Regions from separate parts of the Mus musculus genome. Here regions 1 and 3 are each linked to region 2. A link is a loop called in an ENCODE intact Hi-C map of the cell type or tissue named here. Cell type or tissue: heart. All regions are shown on one strand. Region 1 overlaps Cmip (c-Maf inducing protein). Region 2 holds the start of Cmip (c-Maf inducing protein). Region 3 holds the start of Gan (giant axonal neuropathy).

Region 1 (8,000 bases), 82 kb before region 2:
AGGAGTGTGCAAGAGGAGGGCTCTTCAGGTGCCAGTAAAACGCTGTCTAAGGAAGGCCTAGGGAGCCAAGGGGCGTTGGTCAGTGTCAGTCGGCATAGAGAATGCAAAGCCTGATGAGTCACACTTGGATTGGCTACCTGGAAAACTCGGGAGTTGGCCTCTGTCTTGCAAAGACTCTGAAGAGTAAAATGCCACATGGAAATTACCCATGCCAGGGATCAGGAGTACAACCTGGGACACACATTCACACATGACACATGTTCACACACACAGACATGTGACACACACATATTTACACATAGCACGCATTCATATATGGCACATAGAAGGCACACATATTCACCACAGCACATGCATACATCATACACATTCATATGTTCCTCCACAAACATTCACCCATACCCCATCTACATACACATTCACACATGAGCATACAAAACCCCTCCACCCACATATTCACAGGCATACACAGAACACCCTACACATCAATATGCAACACACATGTATCAGTGTATACACACCACACCCCTACAAACACAAAACATGCACGTGTTTGTGTGCCTGTATCCACACCCCTAAACATATATACATACATGAGCACTCATGTAAACATGTCCACACCCTCTGTGCATATTCAGTTTGGACGCACATATACAATGTTCCACATTTAAATATAAGTGTATATCGCACACTCCCGTGTGTATTATAAATGTATGTGTGTATACACACGCACACAAATACACAGCTTCATTCACCTGAACTCATGTTTACATGTGAGCAAAGATTCCTTTGCAGAGGCCTGGCAGCCTGTACTGCACCCAGAGCAGAAACAGGGGCTTCCGGGATCCAAGCCATGACAAAGCAGAAGTGGTGTGGGGACACTCACAGCGCCTGGAAATGCTCTGCTCACCAACAAGTAGGGCTCACACGCTCAAGGCACACGCCCAGAGCTCAAGCAGCACCTTGTCATCTCTGAAAGCCCTCACACGCCAGCATCACCTCACACAGCGCTGCAGAGACTCGGCTATAAGAACCCCTCCTTTTCCACGCCTGTGACTTCTCACCCCTGGTGCCACTTAAGAACCAACTTCCTTCTCTCGTGTAAAAGACACTCACACAGATTCAGGAGCCCGTCCTCTGTAAATCCGGATTGATTGTGCCGGGACAGAGCAACCAATGAGTCCAAAGAATACGATGACTGGGTGGGGGCAGCTGACCCTGCCGAGGCCGGTACTTAATTCTACCCAGGACCAATCCAGGGAACCTAGGACTACATGAAAGGAGAAATGGATTCCCTGACTGAGGCTTGTTTACACTGTTCTTGTGCTGGGTGGGTGCGATTTAAAAGCTCCTTAAAGTAGCCGCATTCCGCTAAGATGGGAAGGTGCCTTCCGGTCAGTGTGGGCTATACTAGTGGTAAGAGCCAAGCCTGCTTCCTCTTTAGGAAGAAAGCAGAAGTGGAGATGGAATGTCACTGAGGAGACTCGAGGGGTCACAACAAGGTGGCAGGAGTCAAAATCTCACCCCCACCCCCACCCCACCCCTCCAGGATCTTCACTATGTAGTATGTCCCTCTGGCTGTCCTAGAACTCACTATGTAGACCACACTACCCTTGAACTCTATCTGCCTCTGCCCCCCAGGGGCCAGGATTAAAGATGGGTGTGTACTCCCAACACCCAGGGGGTCAATTGCATAAACAATGAGTCAAGGTTACTTATTTCCTGAGACAGAAAGTAAAACAGGAACCTGTCTTTCTCAAAGAGAAGGTGGCCCACCTAGATCCAGATGGAGGTTTCAGACAGCGGATTATTTTATACTCACCTCAACTCTAGGTGGAGAAACTGAGACACTGAGGGAGTGACTGGTTCATCCGAGCTCAAGGTCAGACACTCACCCCAAGATTCTGACCTCTGCCTCAGCACGTCCAGTCCCACTGCCTCACCGCAATGAGGTACCCCACACATGATTCACAGAATCTAGGAGGCCAGGGGCAGAGTTCTGGGAAGCCCTGAACATCAACGTGATGTCCTGGAGAGAGGCCTATGTTAACTGTTTCTGGGTGTTCTCATGGGAAGCCCCTGAAGAGGGATCTCTGCCGGTCATCTGACATTTGGATGTCACCAGGGTGGAGGTGACACTGTTCTGTTCAGGGAAAGGATGGCCACAGAACCAGGCATGGGCACCTATGTCCGCTTGGAGTGCCACTAGGCAGAGGTTAGACAAATGCCTACGGAAGGGCAGATGCCCTAAGCCAGGCATGGAGAACTCACAAGTCCAAGACTATGACATGAGTACCCCACCCCGGCAATAAGGGAATGAATTTAAAAAATAACCATTTATTTAAAAAATAACCATTTAAAAAATTTAAAAAATAGCCATTTAAAAAATAACAAGGACAAATTTAAAAATAAAAATTAAAAAATAACCATTTAAAAAATTTTAAAAATAACCATTTAAAAAATAACAAGGACAAGGAGGAAGGATGCAGAGGTCGGCCTGTTAGCCTCCACACACATGTGCTGCTCATATGCACGTGAGTGTGTATGTGTGCGCACACACAAAACACACACACGCACAGCAAAATAACCCCAAAAGTTCCAAGATAAGAAATATCTGAGGTTTGAGGGAGCATGGGCCAGGACATTGAGGGGGACAGAATCCCTCAGCAGGTGGACTTGTTGGTCAAGGCATCTTGACCACATATGAAGGCTGGTGTCTTAATCACTTAGCTGTCATGGTGGTCAACTACTTGGCTCTCATTCTGTTTCTTCATTTGGACAGAGAGGGCAAGCATTTGGCAAGCTGAGGAGTTGTACGGCGGGGTTTTGCGGGGGGGGGGGGGGGGGGGGCGGCTCAAGGTTACTCTGCACGGTGGTTTGAAAGAGAATGCCCCTCCCCACAAAGGCCCATACATTTGAATGCTTGGTCCCCAGGGAAAGGAATTGTTTGGAAAGGATAGAAAATGTGGCTTCGTTCTAGATGTCTCCCCAAGGTATGGGTTTTAAGGTCTATGAGGCCCTGGTCATTCCCAGTTAGCATCTTTCTCTCTGCCTCATGTTTGTACATTAGGGATGTAAACTACTGCCCCAGCCCCACGCCTACCTGCCTGCTAATGACATGTTCATCACCACTGTGATCACGGACGGACTCACTCTCTTGAAACTGTAAGCCCTCAATAAATTTTTTTCCTTCTATCCATCAGGAGCCTTGGTAATACTGTCTTATCACAGCAATACAAAAGTAAGACTCTCTGGAGATCAGAGAACTGTTTTCAGCCTATTCACTGACATCTGTAACCATCCTTACACACTATGATGAATAATGTCAGTCAGACCCACTTCTAGTCTGGGTTACCTGGGGTGAGACATCCCACCCTGAATGCGGGCAGCATGTTAATCCAGATTAAGCTCAAGCATCCACTGGAAGAAATCGAGAATCACCGGGGAGATGAGCCTGTAGGCATGCGTGTATAGGGCCATCCTTATTTGGCTGAGGTGACATCACCCAACCTCCGTGGCACCATTCCCTGGGCTGGGACCCTGGGCTGTTTACAGATAATAAGCTGAACATCAACTTTCACCTCTCTGCTTCCTGACCTGGAAGGCAGAGTGACCACGTCCCTGCCGCTACAACTCCCAAGGACAGCAACCTTGAACCATGGGCCAAAATAAACTCATCGCTTTGGTAAGAGTGCTTTATCACAGAAACAGAAAAATAATGAAGGCACGGTTCCATGAGCCTTAATTCATCCTGGTCTGAACAGAGAGGAGAAAGCAGCCGCTCCCGGCTGCAGACGGCAACGTGGATCTCTGCCTCGATTTCCCTACCCTGACAGACTGTCCCACCCCCGCCCCACCCCACCCCCTCACCCCGCAGAACATAAACCAAAACAAACCCTCTGTAAGTTGCTTCTGATCAGGTATTTGTCCACAAGAAGGTCAATCATAGATGTACCAATAGGTGGCGGCTTCTGACTCCATGCAGACTCTGCGCTTAGAGCCAAGGATGGATTCATGTGGTTCCAGACCTTGAACTCAAGAGGCAGGGAACTAAGACACTTAACAAATGAAATCTACCCACTGGGGCAACTGCTTATCCTGCGGCCCAAGCACTGGTGACAGCTCTCACTGGTTCCCCTCAAAGTTGGCCACAAAACTCAGGAGGGGAGAGAGAGAGAGGGTGCGGTTCGAATGAGGAAAGCAGATGCAGAGGTCAGCAGTCAGCGTTAGCAAGAACAGCTTGCTGCTCCAGATTGCAGAAGTTCATTCGTGTGAGAAACAGTGGAGGGGGTGGGGGAGGGGCCCAGCACCCAGGTGATGTAGCAAGAGGAGGGGGCGGGGCAGGGCGGGGCAGGGCGGGGCACAGTCTCACCCAGGGCCATCCCTGCCCTGAGGTCTTATATCAGAATTAAAAAAAAAAAAAAAAAAAAAAAAAAAAAGGTTTCCCAAAAGCAAGAAGACCCGCTATACCATTCCTGAGCAAGCAAACCATCTTTTTTGATTCTCTTGCATGTCTAATAATGACTTAACAAACTCGATTTCCAAAACAACTCCAGAGACCAACAAGCCTTCCCCAAGGGCCCTGCAAACACCATCACCAATCCCAATGTTAACAGTTGGTAAAGCTGTACCATAGGGTACAGACTCTGCTGGGCTTGAGGAAATAATCTCATTGGGGGGAGGGGGGGTCCTCTGACAAGGCGGCCCCGGCCTATAGAATCACACTGCGGCAAGGGCTTTCCCCAGGTGGCTGCCCCCAACTGTGCAACTGTGAACAAGACTCCGCAGCACAGTCCACAGCAGGGGGATCCCCACCTAATGCAGCATTTGGAGGTTCCAGGGCCTGCCTGAACCCCCGGGGTAGTCACGTAGCACCAGTGTGTGTTCCTTCCCAGCTGCCTAATCGAATTTCCTGTGTATGAATATAAACACTGTTGTCTGACCCACAGTGAACTTGTAAACAGTGCGATGGTATCAGCCGTAATAGACAGGGTTTCCCAGAGCGGAAGGACACTGTTACTTTTGCTTCGATTGGAAGCGGACTCAATTTCCACGGGATAGAGATAAAATTGATAGCCGTAGAAGGAGTCAACTTGATGGGGGGGGGGGGGGGGAAGGAATAACTTTTATTGCCCAAGACCGCTGCAGTCAGGGTTTCTAATGTCACGTGTGGGCTGTGACCTTAATGCTGTCTTGTGGTTTCTTGGAATGAGGCCACTCTCCTACGTTCTTTGGAGTGGACAGAACATCAGAGTGACCTGGCTGAACTGTCAGAGAGACATCGCCACCGCAAAGCTTAAAGAAACACAGACAAAAAGTTACCTAATCATCTCTCTACCCAAATCAGGCTCTCTCTGTATGTGTGTGCGCGTGCGCACACATTCCTGCAGGTGTATGAGTGCACCTGTGTGTAAGCACGTATTAATTGTTAAAACTCCGCATATCGTTCACTTCTGACTAATCGGTGGAGTTTAGGGGATAATCTCATCAGGAGCCATCTACCTTGTTTTGTTTGTCCGTCCTTCTTGGGGACTTGGGTTTTACTGGGAGTTCACATATGCCCAACTCTGTTGTCCCTGAGGACCAGGTAGGTTTAGAACTCAGGTCCCCTGCCTGCTAGCATGTCACCATTCCAACACCAGGCTCAATAAGGGGGAGCAATGGCAGCCCAGAGCAGACTCACCAGGGAGAAGAGACAACAGGAAACACATGGGCCACTATGAACTCACACGGTAAACACTCTGCCTCACCCCAGTTCAAATGTAAGCCAGCATTTCTTGTTCCCTGTGTCTGTCCCCAGGGTTTCTGCTTCTTCACTGCCCACAGGTTATGATAGAGTATGCTGGCTTCAGGTACCCTCTGAGAGCCGGGCACAGTCAGCCTTAGCTCAGAACTACTTCCTCCTGATGCCTGGTCAAGGGCAACACTCAGCTATCCAAATATGTTTTCCCACAATAAAATGGGTAGGAACAAAGACAGCACCTGCCTAATTGGGTGATGTTTTAGGATGCAAGGAGATGGGGAAGGGGTGGGGGCTGTGCAATCCAGGAACAAGACACTGGTAGATAGATAATCACTGTCTAGAACAGCCTGCTCAGAGGTCCCAATGCATGCCACATCTGCCAACTGCCCAAGGCACTGAGCCTGGGCTCTGTTCCTCCTGTCATATCTCCCTGTCAAGTACTTTACCCATACAACCCTTTACCACCTCAGAGACTTGCTGTCACTTCAGAACACCACAAGAGTCAGCATGGTGGCGCACGCCTTTGATCCCAGCCCTTGGGAAGCAGAAGCAGGAAGGTGTCTGAATTCTGTGCTAGCTTGGTCAACAGTGGGGAGTTCTGGGACAGCGAGGGCTACACAGAGAAGCCCAGTCTTAGAAAGAAAAAAAGAAAGAAAGAAAGAAAGGAGAGAGGGAGGGAGGGAGGGAGGGAGGGAGGGAGGGAGGGAGGGAGGGAGACAGACACACGGACACACACAGATACAGACACACACACCTCAGTCTATCTAAGCATTATGGACTGCGCCCAGGTCCTTTGCCAATGCTAAGCAACCCCTGTGTCTTCGACTCCAGACTCACACTCTCAGGAGCAGACAGACCTAAGATGGTGGGCAGGTTATACCAAGTCCCACGCCATCTGCTGTGAGGTCTCTAGCATGCTCCTTTTACAGAATCAGTTACTCAAGAACCCTGCCGTGCATCGGGTTCAAAGAGAACCAACACACCATGTGACCACACCTACTGAGGCAGGTCAAAAAGGGCAGAACTGGGGACAGTAACAACAGCCTAGTGTGTGGGGGCATAGGTGCCAGATATACTCTACTGTGAATCTGCCCTAAGCAAGTGTTGGTTAGGCTTGTGAAAATTTGCTGGAGAAGACCTCCTATGAATGCTTCTGGATACATTAACGTCAGACCTATGCATGCTGCTGGCTACATTACATCAGTCCTCCCACAAATGCTGCTGCTGTATACATTACGTCAGACCTCCCATCAATCCTGCTGGATACATTAACCTCAGACCTCCCATTTGTGTGCTGCTGGATACATTAAAGTCTACATGTTTGTTTTCTATATAATGTTGGTCTGCTAGGTTTTCTCATTTGTAAAATGGGAGGTTGGTGGCCTGTTAAAAGACTCCTGCTACATCTCATGGCCTTCTGCCTCTGGTAGGTTCCACCCACTTCACCCAAAGGCCATGAGCTCAGAGCCCATGCTGGCAGCAGCTCTAGGTTGCGCTAATGACAACTCGAAGTTCCAGAGGTCAAGACTACGTTGACACTAACAGAATTAGCAACTGACCTATACACACTTAGAGAGACTTGAGGGAAGAAATCCTAGCCAGGGGTGGTGGGGCATACCTATAATCTCAGCACTGAGGCAGGGGAATCATGAGTTCAAGGCCAGCCTGAACAGTGAAGCTGTCTCAGAGAAAGACTGAGAGAGCGATCAATTCTATAGTATGTGTATTTTTACCACCATTTTATAAAAGCAATAAACATAAAGTCTAAAGGAACATTCAACTCTCAGACCCCAGTGCTTGTATCCTGGAACTCACTCTGTAGACCAGGCTGGCCTCAAACTCAGAGCCTCTGCCTCCCAAGTGCTGGGATTACAGGCATGCGCCACCACTGCCCAGCCAAGTATTTCTTTTTAAAATAGAAATAGCATTCCATAAGGAATAAGAAACACCAAGAAGTAACCCAGGGACTGGCTAGGTTGGCCAGGACACACAGCCAACAGGGAGAGGCACAACAGGTAACAGGGAGAGCCACTCCATCTAGCTGTGTGACCTCAGGCAAGTGACTTGACCCCTCTATTCCTTCATGTTTCATATGAAAGAATTCAACTAAAAAATACTGTGAATGCGGAATAAGCAAAATAGCACAGTGTCAAAGCAAGGCCAGTGAGTCCTGGGCAATAACAGTCCCCGGGAGTCCTGGAAGAACTGTAGAGGACAGAGAGTAGCGATGGCCCAAAGCTGCAGAGAAACAGAAAAT
Region 2 (8,000 bases):
GATGACCACCAAGGACTCTAGACGCACGAGGTGAAGCTACATCCTGCCCCTGTACTTTGGATGCATTTGGTAATGTGCACACTGATTCAATTACACACACACACACACACACATATACACATACACTCACACACAAACATATGTACATACACACATAGACATATACATGTATTTCTTTAAAATCACATAGATGATATTTTTTAAAGAACCCCTTGAGAAACTCTTCTAAACTGCCTGAAACAACCTTACAACCTCAACTCAGGAACTCTGCAGTCACCTCTAACTTCCCCAAGGATTCTGTGTACCTCAAGTGACTGCCCCTCTTTAAATAGCAAAGATTTTTACTTTAAAAAAAAAAAAAGATTCTTTTTGGTGCGGGGGCGGGGAGGGGGGGAGGAGGCGGAGGAGACAAGTTTGTGTGTGTGGAGGTCAGGACAACTTGCAGGAGTCTCTCCTTCCACCTCCTGGTCCCAAGGATCATACTCGGGTAGTAGGACTTTTAAGTGCTGAGCCATCTTGGCTGCCATAACCCTTCCATTTCCACAGAGCTCATTCAGGAGGCTCTGTCTCATCATGAAAACTCTTCCTGACTGTGTGCTGGCTGTCCCACTACCAGAACCGGTGTCAACATCTCAATTATCACCATAATAAATGAGGTAAACTGTCACCCTGCACATGAAGACAAATAAAGGCCCCCTCAGGGAAAGCAAGGTGCCCAAAGTTCCACAGCCAGGAAGCTGCCACCTCAGGCTCCAGCCGTGCTCCACGTGACTACGGTAAAACCGAAGTTTGTTCTGCCCCACGGTGGGGGCGCTGCTATAGCTCCTTTAATCCTTTAATCAAGGGCGTAACTAGACCATCTCAAATATCCATTCCAATGAAATGCCAGGCTGGTCCCCTTAGAGAGAGGTGGTGAGGGAGGGAAAGTGGCCGGTGGTGGGTCCCCTAGGGCACTTTGCCTTTGGAATAATTCAGCTCCTGGGCTCCCCACAAAATGCCCAGAAAGTCCTAAGCCACCCGGGGTCCCAAAAACACAAGGCTTCCTTGTGGTCCCAGTAGGAGAGCACCCAGCAAAACACCTTCTACCAGGAAGGGTACCGGTGGTCTGATTGGGCAGCTCTCCTTAAAACGCACTGTCTTCCTACAGCGGGTGGAAGGCAGGCCATCCTGCCCAACCACAGAGAACAGTGTTCATCTCTCGTCCTGACCATCCCTGCCCCCCATTTCTGAACACACAACTACCTAGGAAACAAATCTGATGTTCTCCGATATCTACTCGTGACATTTATAAAATAAAATAAATAAATAAAGCGCTTACTAAATGGCAGAGTCATGAACGGAGGGAGGAAAGGATGGAGCGGACAGAGGAGGGACCTACGTGGCAAAACAGGAAAAAAAAATGTTAGCTCATACTCCAGCATTCGTGTGCTCATAGATGGGATCTCTGGGGACTGGAGGGTTTCATTCTCAAGAGGAAAAAAAAAAAGAAAATCCCAGCATTTGGAGGGAAGGGCCACGCAGTAGATCTCAGAGCATTCTGCTGAAACTAAATCCAAGTTCATAGGATGGATGCTCAGACAAGCCCCGGAGGGGGAAAAAGAGGCATGGACAGGAACAACCAGATTCCCAGAGATGTTGGGAGTCAGCGCAGCCGTGCAGACAATGTGAACGGCAGCCCTGGAGGAAAGCGGCTGGAGAATAAAGACTCCTCCTGTCCCTTGTGTCCGAATCCCTGCTCAGCAAGCAAAGGAAGAAAGAAAGGGCTTTGCAGATCAGACCCGCCATTCTGAAACCGATTGTTTAGTTTTTGTTTTGTTCTGGTTTGTTTTCAACCGTGAGATGAAATAAAAGGTAGGAGTGCTTTTTTTTTTTTTTTTTTTGTAGTTCTTTGGTGCAGTGGAAACAAAGGGTAGAGACAAAAGACAAACACGTCTAGCAGGTGATCAAATTTAGCCAAGCAACCAACGGCAGGCAAGATGGATGCCTGTCCTCTCCAACGAGGACACCTCTACAAAAATCTGGGCTCGTTGTAGGTTCCAACCTATAACAAGGTAGGCAGCCACGGCTGAGCCCAGGAAGACCCAGGGATAGGCAAGTACACGTGAGGACTGAGACAATGCATGGGCAGATCGGCCTTTCCTCAAGAAGGTCCAGCCTCTGTCCTTCAGCGACCCCCCACGATCCCTCCTACAGATGCTAGAGACCTCCTCCCCTTTGTTGACAAGCATTCCGGTTCCAAAGGATCCAAAGTCTCCCAAGTTCATCAAACCTGGCCTGGCTTCTGCTGGGGTTTAATCAGTAACCAGACTAGTAGACAGCACAGGGCAAGCTCTGACCTGACCCCACGGAGGGCAAAGTTTACAGCCAGGTCAGGGGAGGGGAGTCAGGTCTGGTGGCACCAATCTCCCTTTTAGGTCTCCTGACCCAGGGAACTAAAAGATTTCCACAATAAGTGTGTCACCAGCTGGAAAGCCAGACCAGAAGGGACTGAGAGACAACCCCCCCACGAAACTTGGCTTGCACCCCAGCACGGGGCAAGCTGGGGTCTAGGAAGCCTCTATCCCTCGCAGTTCAGGTATAGACAGCGGACTCAGTGGATGGTTTGGGCAAAGGAGTGGATTGTTTGTTGACAGATTTAAAGCCTGATCAGTCACTGTGGGTTCAGTTCCTGAAGTCCACCCAATTAACTGGCTAGCCCCCCAAACAATTCTCAACTAAGCTTCTTACAGACCACATACGTCTCACCCCTGTGGGAGACACACTCCGACACGGGCGACTCAAGGCTGGGCCAGGGGCTACCAGTGGTTTTCTGGGAATGAACTGCACTCAAATTCACCTTTGTTTCATTTGAGCAAACATTTCTCAATACAGTGGTTGGGCCGCACTATAAAATGCAGACAGGTTACATAATGCCCAGGCCTAAGGGAACCCCAAGGAGGCTCCTCCACTTCCTAGGGAACGGACACAAAGCAAATATCTCGGACACAAAGCAAATATCTTGACATGGGACAAGATCCCTAGTAGCAAACCCCAACCCCACCTCTGGCCTGGAGACCAATGCTACAGGCCCTGGTGGCCACACCTCCATCCACACAGGCCCTAGGGGGGTGGGGGAGTCACACACCTCCACTAGAGGCCTCCACTGGAGCCCCCACCCTCGTTGACGCCCCCACAAAGCACGAGCTACATGGATGGAATTCCCTCATGCCAGGTGAAGAATTAGAAGGGCGGGATTATACCAGCCTGGGCCATGTTTCCAGTTCCTTTTTCCCCATTTTCTGACACACAACACCGCTCCACCAAGACCAGACTTGTGCCTCAGACAACCCGGGGCCAAACACAGGACTCAGGTGTTCCTCGGAGGTAGCCCCCCCCACACACACACACACACACACCTCAGCTGGCATGAGTGGGTCGGGGGACCTGGCTGCTGGGGACTCTCTGGTCTGATTCCTTACTGCTCTCTTCCAACAGACAGACCTCTTGAGCAGCCAGGGAAAGTAGGGGGCCTCTAGCCTGAGGTAGTCAAAGATCAGCTAGCCACACAGTGACTGTGCCCCGGGAGGACCAGGGAATGTCCTGTCCTTCCTATAGCGGGTCACCGTTCCTCTCAACTACTGGCCTTCGCTGACAACTCCTTGGCATTTTGAGGGATGGCAGGGAGAAGAACAGAGCCTAAAAAGACACCCCCACCCCCAACTCAGCCAGGTACTAAAGCTAAAGCCAAACTTGGGGTCTCCAGAGCCGAGGGAAGGTTACCAGGCACCTCTGGGACCTGAAACCCTCGGTACTAGCCAATCAAATGGAGATCAAGGCCGAAGCCTATGACTCAAGGCAGGTTTAAGAACACACACCAGCCTAGGAGAAGACCGGGCCACCTCCCGGCAACCCTCAATCCTCCTGGGGACAAAGTCTGCAGTTACTGCACCAACATGCCCACAGCCTAGGGGGAAAAAAAAAACCAAAAAATTGGTGGTTTTGAGTATATCAGAGCCAAAATTCAGAATAAATGTCCTCATGTACCACAAAGGGGTAGGGGAAGTGGACTCAGGCAGCAGGGTGTCTAGGCTAACTTTTCCCCACTCCCCATTCCTCGGAGCATGTGTCACAGTTTGTGACACACCACCAAGGGAACATGGATGCCGAGGCAATGTCTACACACGCTACACATTTGTGGCATGCATGTAAGCAACACCCTGTTTCCTGGCTGGGCTTTCTTGGCACAGGTGTGAGCAAGGCGGTGCACTCTGCCCCCTCCCATGATGTTTAGTAAACACCACGGAGCCTGCCACGGGGGTACGGTCCGTTCTAGACAAGAAGGGGGCCCCTACAAAGATAAGTCCCCAAGCGCCAGGCTAAGGCCCAGCCAGAGCCTGTATTTGAAACTGCCCTTGTTGGAAAACACAAAGCATCCTGTATAGGCCCTGCCCACCGCCCCCACTCCCCCTCCTCGACCCCACCACAGCTGTCTGTCCCCAGGAGGAAGAAGGCCACCATTTGCAGATTCGATTTCCGAAAGCAACTAGTAAGATCCTCCTTTCTCCATCTCATCCAGCTGACCTGGCCCTGGCCACACAGCAAAAAAAAAAAAAAAAAAAAAAAAAAAAAAAAAAACTGTAACAAAACAGGACGCAGCCACAAAACATGCTTACACACGCTCCACAGACAACGCAAGGGCAGGCTGGGCAGCCCAGCTGCTTCTACCCAGAGAACTCGACTATCCCAGGGTCTGAGCGGGTCCAGGACCTCGGCCCCCTGCCCCCCACCCTCCAACCTCCTAACGTGCGAAGGAGATTTTTAGAAAGGGCAGGCACCCGGTTTTGCCTTGCCAGGCCCGGCAGGGGAAAAAAAAAAGGGTAAAGGCAGGCTAAAGCAAACGCAGGAGTTGCTTTCTGGAAATTGTTGGCGCTGGGGGGTTACGGCTTTTATGGAGGAGAGGGTTGCGTTTTGTTTTCTCCTGTAGCTCAGATCCAGATGGGCAACGAGTTCAGAAAAGGAACAAACACCACTATCCTCAGGGCCCAGTCTAGGGTCCCAGACATCAGAAACGCAAGCGTTTAGGCAAAAGTCCCCAAGCGCTCAGCCCGGGTGGGCTAAGTGTCCAGGACACGAAAGAGGATTCCCATAGCCTGCCTTGGAGGATCAAGTCTAGAGGTTCCAGCCCAGCCCCGTGCGCAGGCCGGGACTAGGGGGCCGCGCGCTCGGAGACAAGCAGCGGGGCGCCTCGGTCCCGAGGGACCCCAGCTTGGGAAGCCCCACGGCCACGCAGGGCCACTCACCGTGGCGGATGCTAAGCTGTTGTCGGCCAGCGTTAGGTGGTGCGGCTCCCAGCGCCTCAGGAATTTGGAGGTGAGGATCTTGCTGAGAAAGGTCCGAGGGTGCCGGATGACACAGACCTGAATGTCGCCCTCCTGCAGCAGCTTGTACCTCATCCCGTTGCAAAGCAGCAGGGCCCGGCGGCAAGGCACGGCGCCCATCACCTTGGTGCCCTCGGGGCCAGACACGTCGCTCCCAAGCAGCGGCTTGGTCTCCTCGATCTGCCGGGGGTCGCCGCCGCCCGAGCTGCTCGTCACATCCATGGCCGCGCCGGGGCGGGGGCCGCGCGCGCGATCGCGGCTGGCGTGGGGCCGGGCCGGCGGGGCCCCCGCGGAGGGCCCGCACCCCCCCACCGCCGGGAAGGTGGGGGGGCGTGGGCTGGGGGCGCCCCGCGGGGACGAACGGGAGCGCGCGGGGGCAGGCGGGGGCGCGCGGGGCGCTTCCTGGGCTGCTTCCTTCTAGCTGCTGGGGCGCATGCCGGCGCGAACGGGTTGGCGACTGCGGCGAGGGCGGCGGGCGATCGCGGGGCGCAGAGAGGATCGGGTCCTCGGGGGGCGGGGGCGGCGCCGGGGACGGCGGGCGCGGGCGTGTCTCGGCCTCGCGCGGGCGCGCTGTGCGGTGCGTGTGTCCGCGTCCGTCCGCGAGTGTGTGCTGCGGGCGGGGGCCGCGCCGGCTGCCGGGGAGATTGCGGGAGGCTGGCGCGCGCGATTGGTCCCCGCGGGGTCATGTGCCCGCCCTCTGACGTCAATGGCGGCAACAGCGGCTTCGGCCTCCCCGGGGCGGGCGGAGTCCGGGATGGGCCGGGCCCCGGGCGGGGACTTGGTGGAGGCGGGCGCGGCCCGACGGGAGGGGCGGCCCCTGGGGAGGGGGCCGGGGTTGGGCAAGCGTCGACAGTCCCCGCGCCGCGCCCCGGAATGTGGGTAGTGTTCGAGGGGACGTCACGCGGGCCGCGCCCCCGAGGGTGCACAGCTGAGCACTAGCCCTGCGCCCCTAACCACCACGCCATCCTGGGCCGGGCTTGGGAAATAAAGTCAGCCCCATGACCAAGAGGATGCCGACCAGTACTTCCCCTTCCTAGTCCAAGACTGGGCCGAAAGCTGGGGTTCTGCCCGCTGCACCCCTGACACCGCCTTTCCAACACAAGCTGCTTCCCCAGGGATGGCCAGATGGGTCCACAGAACAGTTTCTTGGGGTTGAAACTATCCCGCTCCACAGAGCTATGCATGGTCGCTCACCACTACAAGCTCAGTACTCAGGGGGGGCTGAGGCAGGAGGATTGCTGTGGGCGCAAGGCCAGTTTGAGCTACATAGTAAATTTCAGGCCAGTCGAGACAGAAGGCCCTGTTTTTAAAAACAAAATAAGATAAATAAATAGGACTGGGGGTGTACCTCAGTTGTCAGGAGAGTGTTTATCTACCATGCACAAGACCCTAGATTGGTTCTCGGACACTACATCACTACCTAACCCCACAAGGTGGCATGAGCATATAATCCTAGCTCTAAGGAAGTTGGAAGCAAGCACTTGAATTCAAGGTCATCTTTGGCTGTGCGTTCGAAGCCAACTTGTAGTATATGTCTGAGAAGAGAAGAGAAGAGAAGAGAAGAGAAGAGAAGAGAAGAGAAGAGAAGGGAAGGGAAGGGAAGGGAAGGGAAGGGAAGGGAAGGGAAGGGAAGGGAAGGGAAGGGAAGGGAAGGGAAGGGAAGGGAAGGGAAGGGAAGGGAAGGGAAGGGAAGGGAAGGGAAGGGAAGGGAAGAGAAAATTTTAAGGAAATGCCCCCTCCCTCTTCTGAAATAGCCCCCACAGAAGGCCTCTTCTCTGGTCTTTGATGCTTCCTGGCCTTTGCTTTGGGAGGCAGTACTGGGAGAGGACACCAACCCTCAGCGTCCTGAGGAGAGCCCCTCCAAGGGTCTCAGGAAACAAATCTCCCCCAGAGTGATCTAGCAGCCTTGGGTTCCACCCACACCACAGGCCATTCCAGAGTCTCAGACTAAACCTGGCCAACCCTGGTCTTCAGTTCCCACACTAGGACAGGCATCAAATGGGCCAATGTGACAACTTGGAGACAATAAAAAAAGTCCCCTTCCGTCATTGGTGGGGAGGAGCCCTTCCACACGTCTTCCTCATCTCCAGTCCCCGGCAAGTCAAATCTCTAACACCTACAACTGGTCTCAAGAGATGGTGAAATTGCTTCGAACACAAGTTCACATCCCCAGAATTCACAGACACTGACTTGGTCCCAGGTGACTATAATCCCAGTGCTTCTACTACAAAATGGGAACAGAGAAAAGAAAAATCCACCATAAGACCACGGGCCAGCTAGCGTGGCATACACAGTGGCAGTACAGGAGACCCTGTGTCAAACAAGGTGGAAAACAAAAACACCCAAGATTGACCTCTGACCTCTACACAAGTGCTGTGACATGTGCATGTCTGCATTCACTCATGAACGTGCACACAAATACACCATGCACACACACACAAGCTCTCTCTGCCTCCTATGAGTACTGAATGCCCCAGTAGTAGTGAATGCAAGCGTTGACCTGGGTTTCACTATATAGTGAATAGCACAGAAAGTTCTTAGCGTCCCTGAGATGGGACTATTTACTTATGCCAGCTCTTGAAGGCACACTAAGAACAGCCGTCAGGGGCTAGGAAGAGGAGGAGACAGGTTTCAGCTTGCCTC
Region 3 (8,000 bases), 100 kb after region 2:
GGATGTTAACAATTTCTATGCTACTATGAAACTTGGCTCTCCAATAGAGCTCATGTCAGCCTCCTTCAGTATTTTTCTCCACACTACCCATGAGTCAAATCTTAGATTTCAATGGCAAAACAGGATTGTCAATAATTAGGCCTGGAATGTACCCAAGTTAACAGTGTGAAACAAGTGCTCCTTACGACACAACGCTACTGGCTGCATTCCTACAGAACACCCAACAAAGTCCTACAGGGCAAGGCAAGGGGGGGGGGGCTTCTTGGCGTCAGTGCATATATGATGACATACACAGAACTAGAAAGAGACAACCCCTCTACTACACACATGAAAAGCAAAGGAAAGACCCTCACGGTTACATATTACACGATCTTTAACACCATATGGCACAGTCAACTTCAACCAATAAGGAAAGCAGGTCCTACAAAAAGTTCAAGATGACCAGAACCAGACTGCAAAGATGAGCATCTCACTGCACCTTCACTAGACCAACCAGAAAACAAACGAACAAAGCCATTCCCACTGTCAGCTGACTCATCAAAGGGTTGAAAAAAAATAAATCTTGGGGAACTCTTTACTGTCCAGGACTGAATGCTACACAGTATCATCACAGGTCCCAGAAATGTGTAAATTCTGCAAAGTGCACACAGGACCAGGAACCTGAACAGAGTCACTTTCATGTCACTTCACAAGCACAGAAAGATTTTCAAATCTCTGTCACCTGCATCACCTCCAAGAGCAACTTGAGAGGGAAGGGCAGAGCTTCCCATCAGGTCAACGGGACTGAGCTGGATACAGAAGAGCTTCAGACAGAAAGCGAGGCAAACTGTGCAGCACTCCAAAGCAATTCCTTACACACTCAAGGAGCCATTCCCTGGGGGGAGTCAGAGTTGCTGAGAAAGGAAAGATGGCGAGCATCGTAGCCGAGAGCACAGTCCTGCATTTCTGAGGCTCACAGCTGCATTGAGGTCTAGTTTCCCCAGCAAGCTATAACCAAATGCCGGGCAGGACAGGCCTGTGGGGAAGGCAGCTTCCTGTGATGCACAGATCACGGGAGGATCTGCTCGTCTCCCCTGAGCACCAGGACACTCGAACTTCAGAACACACAGGCTCAACCTCAGACCTTCCTCCGCTGGCGATGAGGGATTTATTGCTGAAACTAAGTTTCCTGGCATTTCCCCTTTTTACTGAAAATCTTTTTTTAACATGGCATGCTTGAAATTGGCTATTTATTGAGAGGACAAACGCTAGAAAGCACAAGAAAAGACTAAACCAGTAAGTTATACCACAAGACCTTTGAAGAGTAAGTAGAAAATATGTCGACCATGTGGCCATCTTTCCTAAAGTGACAAAGTTGGGCTGGCGTCCTAGACTACACACGGTTAGACCTCCTGTGACATTTATTCTATCTAGGGTAAGGGCATGGAACAAATCCATACTTTAGATTTATAGATAAAAAACATCACAGACCTAATTCATTTTGTTTCAATGCCATTTCAACAAAGCTACATTTTAAAACTCCAATAGCACTGGTGTCAAAAGTTATTAAGCTGGGGGCTGGAGAGATGGCTCGGTAGCTATGAGCTCTGGCTGCTTTTCCAGGGAACACAGGTTCAGTTCCCAGCACCCTTATGGCAGCTTATAATCATCTGTAACTCCAGAGGAGTCAACGACCTCATCGGCATCTGCAGGCATTTCACACATGTGGTACACAGACACACATGCAGGCAAAAAGCCTATTCACATAAAATAAAAAGAAATAATTGAAAAAAATTTATCAAGATACATTACATATATGAAATTATCCAAGAATAAAAATATTCTAAAAATAAATAAAAACAAAAAAAAATGAAGCTTTGTTTTTAAGTAGTAATTCAGGTTACTTTGGAATACCCTTGGAATTAATAATCTAGAAATATCACAGGGATGGCCTAGCATTTCAGTAGTCAAACTTAACACAGCCTGTTAATAAAGAAAATTCAATTTATTGGTAAAATATTAACATTACTTTCCCTACCAGTTGCAAAAACTGGTTAAAAATGAAAATCCAAATAGCTCAGTCTATGAGCATGTTGACAAGCATTTCAGTCAGTGGTCTGCAAGCCCCTAAAGCTGCAATTCTTTAACACAGTCCTTCACGCTGTGGTGACCCCTCCCCAAACCATAAAATAGTTTTTGTTGCTATTTCACAACTCTAATTGTGCTACCATTATGAATCTCTATGTAAATTTCAGTATCTTCTTATGGTCTTAGGTAACCCCTGGAAAAGGGTCATCTGACCCCCAAGGGGTTGCAACCCATAAAACGAGACTACTGATTTAAATGATAAAATATAGAGCCATCAAGTGTTGGTTTTATCCCAAGTACATCCAAATACAACCGATGTTGTCATCTGGAACAGTGGAATCAGGACATTATGCATAGTAAACTTGGGAGTGGACTCCTAGCTCAACCACGAAGCACCAGGAGCCTCGACATCTAAGTTGGTAACATCCTCTGAGACACCATTTTTCTACTTGGAAACTGACAAGCCATGGCCCAGAGGAAATCTATCCTAACTGCTGGACAGACTTGCATGGAGAGCTGTTGAGGGTCTGAAGCTAATTACACATTTCTTTGTAGGTGCCTCGGAGATTAAATGGCACAAAACCACACTGTGCCCCTCATTTGTCATTTTAATGAGCGGGAGTCAAGACTAAATCATCCCCAACAACCCACAGCAGGCAGGTAAGAGCTGAGACAGAAGCAGATCTCCAGACTGCCCAGGGCGGTGCTCCTCTCAACCAGTTCACATGGCAATACAACAGAGCCAAACCTCTGATGTCCACTGGGAAGCGAGGTAATCACTCATTCAACACATGTATTCTGGCACCAGGCACCAGTCCCTCTAGGAAGGTCCCAGCAAGAAACAAAAGAAAAATCCTTGGCCTACTGACTTTACATTGTGGCTCACGGAGATGAGCAAAATACAGGGTTTACTGCAGTGGTAAGTATCACAGAGAAAGATGGAGACAGTGTTTCAGGATATGCGACTTTAGAGCTGGGTGCCATTTAAGGATCTGTAACAATACTGCATCCATTGTAGTTTTCCTAAGCATTTCCCAAACTAGGATTACTCTGTTACGGGAAAGGTCTGGCCTGGAAATTCAGTTTGATTGACTGCCTTAACCTCTGAACTGCCAGCCCTGAGCTGTCATATTGGTGATCTAAATTTCTTGTTCACAGACACCTGACCCCTAAGTCCACAAAGAGCCCAATGTTGTAAGGCCAGGCTAGGCTAAAAGCCAGAAGTTTCAAGGGCACTTGGATTGCTTCTGGAGTTCGAAGGTCTCCAAAAGCAAAGATTCAAGAACAGCATATGTGTCCGAGTTCTGCTGGGACAGAGCCCTAAGAAACGGCATACACATAATTTTCCATTTTCTGATCTGTCAATTCTAGTGACATTGCTATCATTCGTCTATATTTAACCAGCTTACTGGGCACTTTCTCTACCTTTTAGTGCCCCCCCCCACCCCCCATATTAAAAGAGCAAACCAGTTTGCCTGAAGGAAAGTTGCTAAAGAAAAGACAGGAGCCCATCTCACAAATTCTGATCCGATGCTATAAGCTTGGTCTCAACCTTTTCATTAACCTAGTAAACTGGGCTAAGGTTTGCGTCGCTTAAGTTTTACAGTGCCCTCTTGGTGGTTACAATCGCTGGGTCCTCGGTGGTAACTGTAGCCAAAGAACGACCCCGGGTCTTCTCAAATTCGCAACAGTTTTGCCTGTTTGTAACAAGGGAGTGGCAAAGTGACAGTTGGGCTTTGGGGGTGGGGGCTTCCCACCGACCTCTTACAGGGTTCTCCTTCTGCCTAAGCCGCGGGTGTTTGTTTTGGCTTCCCCGCGCAAAACCTGGCCGGCCCACTGTGCGGTGACTCGGAGGTAAAACTTCTGCGGGGCTCCGCGGGCCGGGCGGGGCCTGTCGGGGCGAAGGGGCGGCTCTTCCCGGAGCAGCCCCGCCCTGCTCGCGGGTGCGGGTCCAGGACGGCCTGTACACCGTGTTTGGGGCTTTTGCGGACCTCCAGGGACTCCGGGATCGGGGCGATCTCGGTGGAGAGGCCCATGGGCGCCCGAGGGGCGCGGCGGCAGAGCCACTGGAGCCGCAGGCGGCCAGGCCAGAGAGAGAGGGAGGGATGCGGAGGCGATGGGCGGCGGCGCCCGCTCACCTGATGTACGGGCTGGCCGCCGCCAGGATGTTCTTCTGCACCGGGATCTCCTCGCCGTCGAGGACCAGATGCGCGTCGCAGAAACGCGCCTCCTCCCGGAACGAGCTGAGCGCCCGCAGCAGGCGCGCGGCGTGCTGAGGGTCGGACACAGCGCTGCCCTCGGCCATCGCGCCTCCCGCTCCTCCGCCGCCACCTGCCCGACCCGCCCGCCCGAGTCCCGCGCACGTCCCCGCCGGCCACTCCTCGCGTCCGCTCGCCCGCCCGCCCGGACTGAGTGAAGCTCTGGAGTCAGAGCTGGAAGTTCAACAACGCGCCTGCGCCATCGGCAGCGCGTGCGGACGGCGCCTTTAAGGAGCTGTGCCGTTGCGTCATCTTTCCGCGACGCCCCCGCGCCCCGCCCTACCTCGCAGCAGCCAATCAGAAGGGCTGGGCTGCGAGCGCCGGGCGCGCCCACGGGCTGTGCTTGGTGCGGGCGGAAGGGTTTAGCGGTTCCGCGGTATCCAATTCCCAGTCTCGGCGAACCGAGTGCTCTCAGTGTGGAAGGGAGTGAGACGCAGAGTGAAGCCGAGGACTTATTATTCCTTTCGCGGGAGTTACGCCTCGCTACGTTCACGTCCATTAGTTCCGGGCAGAACGCGGAGTCCGCCAGAAGCCTTCGCTGAAGACGTCGCGAGTGAAGCGAGAGAAACAAGCAGTTTTGCAAGGCTGTGGCAAGGAAGGTGTTTTCCTCTTGCAATTGGGGACCGGGAGCAATGGAAGGGTTTTAAATACCGCGGTAGGGGTAAGGTGTTCCGAAGGTTTCTAAGATCGGGGTCTTTAAAGCAGATCGATGCCAAGATTAGATAGTGGGCTGGATAAAAGGACTCTGTGGTATATGCCCTCCCTTCCGCCCCCGCACAAGAGTACAATTGGGAAGGAGAGGGGGTCCAGTTAATTGCATGATTGCCATCCCTACCTTTTAGGAAAGATAAAGTCTGAAAGACTAGGGGGTATGAAGGCCAGATGTTCGGATGGTGGGGGCTAGACTTCCCACAGAGACAGATCAAGGCTGTGGTACTAAGCACCCCTGGGTGTGCTCACTCTGCAGGGCGAGCCTCGTCTGTGTCCCTGGAAGTTGCTGAAGGTGCTTGGGAGTGGAGGAAGTAGCTACCATTTTGTGCAAACATTAGGTGCTCGAGGCTACAGAGAATTAAGTCTTATGAGGACCAAGGATCAGAACATTGGGGCAGCATTCAAAGTAAGGCAGGATGTGGTTTTCAGTGCGTCAGCACAGCCTCCCGTAGTCCAAAGGCCCCAAGGAAAGTCTTGGTTTTCACCCTGGAAGCAGCAAGGCTTTGGCGTCACTGATAGGAATCAGAGTATAAACTATACTCAAGATAGGAGACTAGGGGAGTAAAGTCAAGGAAGTTACTAGTAGAAGATCGATACATTTCCAGTTTCCATTTCAAACACAGTATCTATACCTGCAGTGATAAAAGTATCTAGACTCTAAACCAGGAGGTGGTGACGCAAGCCTTTAATCCCAGCACCGGGGAGGCAGAGGCAGGCAGGTCTCTGTGAGTTCCTGGCCCACCGAGAGAGTTCCAGAACAGCCAGGGGCTACATAGAGAAACCCTGTCTTGAAAAACCAAAGAGACAACCCCCGCATCCAAAAAAAAAAAAAAAGTAAGCTGTGTCAAAACTAAGGTCTGGGAAAGCAGAGCTGAGTAGAGCTAACAAGGAACTGTGAGTTACTAATTAGTAAGGCCTGTAGTGGGCTGTGTTGTATACAGCCTCTGTATTTGTGCCTATTGAGAAAATATAATAATAAAATAATGCAGGCCTGTTTTCACATAGTGCTTCTGGGCTCAGTCAACACTCTTTTGTTTAAGTAGTTGATGTGTTTTGAACATTGCTCTGTAAGACGCTTTTTTTATCCATATGACTAGCTCGCTTCCGTGTTTATTGTGGCCTGGCACGATTTCCAGGTGCCAAGCCCTTCTTGGTATCAGAGTACCTGGTACAAAGTGCTCCTCACTTAGGGTTGGATGGCTGGTGGGTGGTGTTTTATTTTAAGTGTGAATATTAAATAAATGTTTCCTGGGTTGTATTTTTTTGTTCTTGTGCATTTTCTCTCTGTTGTGCTGTTGTTGAAAGTGGATGATGTGAGTGTGTGGGGGTGGGGGTGGGGTTGGTCTCTAGAGTGCTTGCTGTGCAACCATGAGGACCAGAGCTCTACATCCGGCACCCATGGAAAGCCAGGCTCTGCAGTATGCACTTGTGATCCTGCCAGGGGTCGGAGAAGGTGCTGGGAGATGGGCAAGAACATCCCTGGGACTTGGTGGCCAGCCAGTTTATCGAGAATCAGAATCCTAAGGACCCTGTTTCAAAAGCAATGTAGAAAGGTGGTTGAGGAAAGACCCCTGATGTCAGCCTCTGGTGTCTTCAGATGCTTGCACACTTACCCCTCTTCCCTAACTTCCCTCGACCCCCACGATGTATACGACTAGGAGAGCTTTACACGATGCAGGTATTTGATACAAACGTATTCGTTGATTGTAATGATGGTCTATTCTTCAAATGCCAGAGGTTCCGAAATAAACAGCTCTGATAACAGAGTGCTGGCCAGTTGTCTGAGGATGGGAAGGTTCTCTGTCTCCACAGAAGCACCTGGGAGTGAGTGTAGGTCAGGCAGACGCTTCCTGGTAGAGATGAACTTGCAGTGTTTCCCTTGGAAAGGGACAGCATATGTGTGGCAGAGGCGCCTAACAGTCGTTATCAGTCGGGAGGAAGGTGGCTACTGGCTGGTGCACCTGCGCCACAGGACACAACAGCACCTCCACTGTTTCCAGGCATCCCCATCACTCAGTGTGCTTGCTGAACTCTGAGTCACCCTTGAAACTCAGCTCGAACATGACTGTCTGTGAGCCTCCTCCTTGTCCTGCCTCCCAGGACAAGGTAGGCAAGTGCTATATTCATCACACTGTGTTGTATTAGTTTATTATGGTGCTGGGATCCAGCTCAAGGCTTTGTGTGTGTTGGGAAGTTGCTGCAACATTGAACCAACTCCCCATCCCGGCCATTCTGAGCTCCTGGATTGCATGCTTTAGTGGTACACCTTCTTCCTCTGCTGGGTGGTGAGCACTTCGGAGGAATGGTGGGTGTTGGATGCATCTGTGATACCTGGGCTGCCTGATGCCTAGCAGATGCTCCCACCTCAAACATTAGTTAGCAAATCAGGTAAGAGAAGAGTGATGTAGGATGCTGAGCTGAAAAACACATCCCCTCAACACCAACTGATTGCCATATGTGGTTAAGTGGTAGCAACTCATCACACTTACGGGGAAGAAAATCTCATGGGTCTGCAGCCAAGATCTGGCTTTAATCTCATCTCAAAGATCATCAGAAAACCATCAGCTCCCTTTGGAGGGAGTTGATCCCACTGATGCTAGGCCCAAGGTAAAATGTATCCAGTTGAGTTCAGTTGTCAGTATTCAGCCTGGTGCTAAGGGGTAGGAGGAGTCCTGGGGGCTGGAGGAACAGCTCCCTGTCCCCAGAGAAGAGCAGCCCTGGCTGTGTCTTGGAATGCTTTGCAGCCATTGTTGATGTTGCTCAAACCGATCTGTCCTTGATATTAGTTCTGATCATTAAAGTTGTTATACAATGTTATTGTTTCCCAGCATTCCATAGGTATCAGATAGCAGTTATTGTGAAACAGGCCATCTGAGAGAGATCCCATATTGCCTGGCCAGTTTCAGTCTCTGTTGACGACACTGAATTCACAGCCTCCCTCCTCTCTCTCCCTCTCCCCCCTCC

Evidence for each region. A loop is a pair of places that touch in the nucleus more often than their neighbours do. Peaks named below come from ENCODE experiments on the same cell type or tissue, not always from the same donor. Only the 100,000 strongest peaks of a DNase experiment are listed, where the experiment ranks them.
Region 1: it touches region 2 in a loop (4-fold over the local background); 9 of 42 quality-filtered maps call a loop at or near these places.
Region 3: a loop joins it to region 2, with 5 times the contacts of the local background. A loop is called at or near these places in 3 of 42 quality-filtered maps.

The regions. Positions count from the first base shown.
Region 1 is chr8:117,336,608-117,344,607 of GRCm38, reverse strand. All of the region lies in intron 1 of Cmip (c-Maf inducing protein), which reads right to left. Among named protein-coding and RNA genes, the nearest start is that of Gm51554, 25 kb to the right of the region's middle. In heart, no CTCF peak of the experiment used is centred here; DNase peaks (open chromatin) are centred at 885, 3,557, 4,157 and 4,957; H3K4me3 peaks cover 389 bases; H3K27ac peaks cover 1,629 bases.
Region 2 is chr8:117,254,681-117,262,680 of GRCm38, reverse strand. Cmip (c-Maf inducing protein) reads right to left here and starts at 5,662. Exons shown (of 21, transcript NM_001163262.1): 1 at 5,280-5,662. The coding sequence starts at 5,579. In heart, no CTCF peak of the experiment used is centred here; DNase peaks (open chromatin) are centred at 3,060, 4,350, 5,350 and 6,070; H3K4me3 peaks cover 4,275 bases; H3K27ac peaks cover 4,575 bases.
Region 3 is chr8:117,154,507-117,162,506 of GRCm38, reverse strand. It overlaps Gan (giant axonal neuropathy), which reads right to left and starts at 4,526. Exons shown (of 11, transcript NM_001081151.2): 1 at 4,206-4,526. The coding sequence starts at 4,372. In heart, a CTCF peak has its summit at 4,303; a DNase peak (open chromatin) is centred at 4,576; H3K4me3 peaks cover 2,616 bases; H3K27ac peaks cover 1,759 bases.